2 separate regions of the Homo sapiens genome follow, and region 1 is linked to region 2. Evidence: read pairs that join two places in POLR2A ChIA-PET (ENCODE). Cell type or tissue: Panc1. All regions are shown on one strand. Links, peaks and the distances in the headings refer to the core of each region. The heading gives the core; the rest is flanking DNA.

Region 1 (2,920 bases), core at 321-2,820, 170 kb before region 2:
TGAGATTTGATGATACCAGTTTTCTCAAGGCAATCAGGAGTTCTGACTGGAAGTCATATGTGTTTCTGAGGAATAAAAATGGGCACTAGGGCCGGGTGCAGTGGCTCACGCCTATAATCCCAGCACTTTGGGATGCTGAGGAGGGAGGATCATTTGAGGCCAAGGGTTTGAGACCAGTCTGGGCAACATAGCGAGACCCCGTCTCTACACAAAAATGTATGTCGGGCTTTGGGGTGGCACATGCCTGTTGTCCCAGCTACTCAGGAGACTGAGGCAGGAGGATCACTTGTGCCCAGGAGTTTGAGCCTGTAGTGAGCTATGATCGAGCCACCGCACTCCAGCCTGGTGGACAGAGTGAGACTTTGACTCTAATAAAAGAAAAAGGATACATGAAGTCTACTTAAATAAACACAATTTGTTTCAGAGACAGTTTGTCATAAGATGGAGCTTCTGAGGGGGAAAATTATTTTTAGGGGATCTTTGAAGGTCAATGCCAAGACTTCAGGCCTGCTGCTTGCTCTGAATCCAACGAGCCTCAGACGGAGTCCCAGGGACAAAGGGGACCTGTGAGCTGTGTTTCCTGCTTGTGTGTTTTCCTTGGTACTCTATAAAAAATACTGTCTTCATGTTCAAATCTGGACCCTATATGTTATTCATCATTCTTTGTTCTTTGTTGATAAATTAAAGTTTGATGGAACTTCCTCACCCACTTTTCCATCAGTCACTCCCGCCACCAGAGCCACTCCTCAATTCAGCACACTGTGCATGAAGCTGGCATCGTGCACCGACCACTGATTACACTCAGGCCAAACACAGGGGGCCGACGGGGCAGGCAGAGACCGAAGGTCCTGACCTCCTACCCCTGTGCAGGAAGGAACATCATGTCTCATACAGATGAAAAGAAGAACTAATTTTTACTAATAATAACTGACATTTCACCGCAGTTTCGTTTATTTGCATATATTACGTATTGTAATATATGTTATAAATATATGCTATCAGTTAATATTTACTTTCATGTATGTTGTCACATATACAGTGTTGGGCACACAGTAAGCATTCAATAAATGCACATGAGCCAAGATGGTAAAGCAGGCCGGCGCAGTGGCTCATGCCTGTAATCCCAGAACTTCAGAAGGCTGAGGTGGGCAGATCACCTGAGGTCAGGAGTTCGAGACAAGCCTGGCCAGCATGCTGAAACCCCGTCTCTACTAAAAATACAAAAATTAGCCAGGCATGGTAGCGCACGCCTGCGCACACCTGTAGTCCCAACTACTCGGGAAGCTGAAGCACAGGAATTGCTTGAACCTGGAAGCAGAGGTTGCGGTGAGCTGAAAGTGTGCCACTGTACACCAGTCTGGGCAACAGAGCAAGACTCTGCCTCAAAAAAAAAAAAAAAGAAAAGAAAAAAAAGGTGGTAAAAGCAAAATACTACAATCAGCCCAGTGCACACCTGCAATGACAGATAATGAAGAAGTTGACACGAGAGTGAAGAAGATTCAGACTAAAGCACAGAGAGGCTTGGGAAGATTTTCTTATCTGACATAAAGAGGGAAAATACATTGGTCCAATCACTGTTATTTCCATATCATTTGGTCTCCATGGATACCACCTAACTTTCCTTCTGACAGGAAAAAATTCACTGACAATATCGGATTCCACTGTGAAATTTTTTTGATACTTTATATAAAAGTTATTCCATGTTTAATCTTTTATCATTATTTATATATGCTCAGAAGTAAAATCCCTCCTTGCTGGAAATTCTATGAGAAAGATAGTGTCTAATCCAGTCATGATTATCTGGCCTTTTTACACTAAGAATAATCTGATATAATTTTGAAAGTTAATGCCTTACACATTTGTAGACTGCCATAATTTATGCAATGTTCTTTCATATACAGTATCTCAATTGTTCATGAAAGCAACACTTACGAGATATAGTTAAAAATTATTATTATCCTCCTTACAGCTAACCCCAAAAGGTAATAACTATATTTTTTGTTGTTAATGGTCAGCTCACTCACCAGAACACAACCTAGTGTAAAGATGCTGTCTTTCTCGCTGTCAGTTGAGTATACAGAGGCTAGCACTGTGTCTGGCTTATAATAGATGTTCTAAGGATATTTATTGAGTGTGTACATAAATTCTCTTGTCTGCGTTAAGCCCTTTTTGGTATAAGGCAGATAAGGGAACTATAACCCAGATACTCCATTTAGATAGAGTACAGTGGTTTTTCACTATCAAAAGGATATTATGTGAAAATGCTCTAAAAACAACAGTTTTGTACGAGATGATGTTAAGAATAAAAATATAACATCGTTGGTAACATGAGAAAATTGATGCACATCAAATGTGGAGCATCCAAAGTGTCTATTTTTCCAGTAAGTTTAAACATCTTTTGCTCTGGTGCACTATTTGCCTAATAAAGTGTTTCAGAAAGTGGGATAAAAGTGGGACCATTGTTCATAAGGCTGTCAGAACTTCATGGCACGCATGTGTTTGCCATAATTTGCTTCCAGTTTGACTACAGATCCTTACTTTTGATTATGCTGACATTTTTACAGGTAAGTAAATCTGAAATAACTGGAACTTTCTCTAACAAAAAAATGACAACTCACTGAGAATGAAATATGTAAATGTTTAATTTTAACAAGCAGTTACAAATCGTAACAGACAAGAACTCTTGGATCTAAGAGACCAAAATGTAATTTCTTACATAACAGACAAAGTTACAAGTTATAATCGTTCACTAATTACAGTGAAATTCCGGACTTTGACACATCAATCAATAGATGTTCCAACGTTCCCCCTAGAGATCCCAGTTCAAGTCTTAAATATTTCATCTGCTGAAGTTTCCTCAGAAAAGGCTCCTTTTCCCAGGATTTTTTAGGTTTCTACTTTTGCCCCTTCTCCCACTAAA
Region 2 (2,920 bases), core at 182-2,681:
TAGCTGGGATTACAGGAGCAAGCCACTGCACTGGCTAAAATGATTTAAATGACAGCAACAACTCTCTAAAATGGGACTGCATTTTAAAAGTTTACTTTCTAGAAAAATCCCTTTGCTAAACAAAATTGTGAAATCTTTAGTGGTAACTTGTTAATAGTATTTCTGTAATCATATTGTTTAGTAATAAAATTAGTTTGTAATATTCAGGGCAGCCGAGAATAACAATACTGGGTTTCAGAAATAAACTTTCAGAATTTAAAGTATTACGAGAGATCCCAAATAAATAATAACAGACAAGAATTAAAAAGTGAATTTGAGTTTTATCTTTTTCCTTTTTCCATCTGCTAGTTATTGGAAGCATTAATAAGCAGAATATTCCAAAAAGACACGGGGAAAAAAAGGGTAAAATTCATCCATAACTAGGCAGTTTGTCCCCGGACTGAAAACTGGCATTGCATTTTAGTCGTAAAAACTCATAAACAAGAGGTCAAGAAACTCCTCCCAAACCTAAACCCTCTAATCCTATAGAGCGATTCGGGAGGGTAGAAAGCACCGGCGCTTGGGAGTCCTGCCTCTCCTGTGGTGTCCTTTTGGTTCCAGGACTAGGTTTCCAACTATGGGTCACACACCCTACTAGGCCTTTCCTTTCATCTTCCCTTCAGTTCTGTGAAAGTTTTAGCCCCATGTTAAAGACGAGGTTCAGAGAAGAAAAGTCAGTTTATGCAAAGCCACACAGCTGTCTGAGGTAGGAAGTCACTTGGTCTCTCTGGCCTGAGAGAGAGACCACTCTCTTTCCTCTTGCCCCACTGCTCGAGGTTTGCTTATTACACATCCCCATCTTTCTCTGATTATAAAGAATTCAATTTAAATACTCACGGTTCCAAATTTTTAATGGATTTTGAATCCACTGAGTTTTCAGTGTTCTCCATGGATACCTTTATTAACTAGAATACAAAGAAAATAGAAGTTAATAAAAAATCAGTCATAAAACCACTGCATTATATTAATTATCCCAGTGATTATTTTTCCAAATTAATACCTCAGTTCTCCCTCTACTGTTAAAGGTGTATGTGAGTCAGTTCTGGGGATAATGATTTCTTTGCAATGGTACATACAATTTAGCCTCTCTCTCTCTTTTTAATTGAGCTATGAATTATATATAGTGAACTACATAAAGCATATAGAAAGTATACAGCTCGATTTTTTATATTTACATACCCTCATCAGATCAAGATACAGATTACAGTTTATTTCTTTTGTAAGACAACACCTCGGGTCATTTCTAAGAACTGCAACTCAACACAGTTAAAACAAAAATCAAAAACTTCCCACCACAATGGTATAACTCACATAACACAATTCTACAATGCTTAGATTCCCAAGATACAGTATCAAGATGTTCCAAATCTCCATTAATCTTTATTCTTTTTTTTTTTTTCTTTTGAGGCAGGGTCTCACTCTGTCACCCAGGCTGGAGGGCAGCGGCGCAATCACGGCTCACTGCAGCTTCGATCTCCTGGACTCAAATTCTCCCGCCTCAGCCTCCCGAGTAGCTGGGATTACAGGCATGCACCACCATGTCTGGCTAATTTTTGTATTTTTTGTAGACATACGGTCTCGCTGTATTGCCCAGGCTGGTCTCAAACTCCTGAGTTCAAGTGATCTGCCCACCTAGGCCTCCTAAAGTGCTGGGATTACAGGCAAGAGCCACCGCACCCGGCCTAGTCTTTACTTTTAAAGTGGGTTTTGGAAGCCCAGCTTCTCATTTAGGGTAGTAAAATGGCCCAGGAAATGTAAAAGTAGAAACTAAAGTTTCTGCTTTCATTCTTCCATTACACAATTATATCTCACAAGGTGAACCAGTTCTTAGAATCAAAGCAACTATCACTTATTGAGCACTTAATATATACCAGGTACTTTGCAAGGCACTCAGTTTTAATCTTTTCAAAATTCTAAACGTCAGAAAACCCAACTTCTGGTGGTTAAGTGACTTTGTCGACAGTCACAATCTAAGTGACAGGGCCCTCTTCCCACTCTGCTATGCTGCCTCTGAAGAAGCCAGCTCCTTACTACTTTTCTGGAGTTCTACCAGGCATTTTCTGGCTTTTCGAAGCAAAGGTACTTCCCATGGCAATCCACCTCCCTAAATAGAGGAAAACAAGAACAAAGGCAAAACAAAAAACAAAAACAAAAAATACTGAGTGACCTTCTCCACACTCTAGAAACCCTGACAATGTCAAAAATTCCAGTCAAAATACAACTTTAACCTCACTCCTATGATAAAATCAGAAATACCAAAATAATACACAAGCCTATAACAGAACTTGCTCACCCTCAAAAGTCCTTCTAGAAAGTCCTAGGTAACTTCCCCCACTTTTAAAAATTTTAATCTTTAAAACTGTGGTGAAATAGACATAAAATTTACCACTCTTAAGCGTACAGCTCAGTGGCATTGAGTACAGTTACACTGTTGGAATCCATCCCAGGACTTTTTTATCTTCCCAAACTGAAACCTTTACCAAGGTCCCCAATTTCAAGGTCTCTTGGAAAACATCATTTCTTCCCTTCTATTAAGACAAAGCTAAGCTCCTTCCTCCCCTCTCTCCCAGTTTTGTGTGCACCCCTGGTGAGGAAAGGTGCAGCAATAATATAGAAGACAGCCAGTGCCACCATCTCAATTTAACCACAGGAGAGGGTGATGTTTGACCTTCTCCAAGAGCCAGTCTATGCTCTGCATTTCTACGAAGACTTTGCTTTTCTACCATCTTACTTCCTGTAGGCTTTCTGGAAAATCAAGGGAAGATGTGAGTATAATTGGGATAAATCATCTTTTAGTTTGTCAGTAAACAAATACTTTGTGCCAGGTATCATCCTGGGAAATAGGACAGAGTGGAAGACAAGACAAAGTTCCTATCTTCCA

Evidence for each region. ChIA-PET counts read pairs that join two places held together with the same protein. Peaks named below come from ENCODE experiments on the same cell type or tissue, not always from the same donor. Only the 100,000 strongest peaks of a DNase experiment are listed, where the experiment ranks them.
Region 1: POLR2A ChIA-PET joins it to region 2 with 14 read pairs; 21 of 35 experiments call an interaction of 5 or more read pairs at or near these places.

The regions. Positions count from the first base shown.
Region 1 is chr4:184,469,306-184,472,225 of GRCh38, forward strand. All of the region lies in intron 1 of IRF2 (interferon regulatory factor 2), which reads right to left. Among named protein-coding and RNA genes, the nearest start is that of IRF2, 3.8 kb to the right of the region's middle. In Panc1, for the core only: no CTCF peak of the experiment used is centred there; no DNase peak of the experiment used is centred there; H3K4me3 peaks cover 104 bases; H3K27ac peaks cover 893 bases.
Region 2 is chr4:184,637,525-184,640,444 of GRCh38, forward strand. It overlaps CASP3 (caspase 3), which reads right to left. Exons shown (of 8, transcript NM_004346.4): 3 at 877-944. The coding sequence starts at 929. Among named protein-coding and RNA genes, the nearest start is that of CASP3, 10 kb to the right of the region's middle. In Panc1, for the core only: no CTCF peak of the experiment used is centred there; no DNase peak of the experiment used is centred there.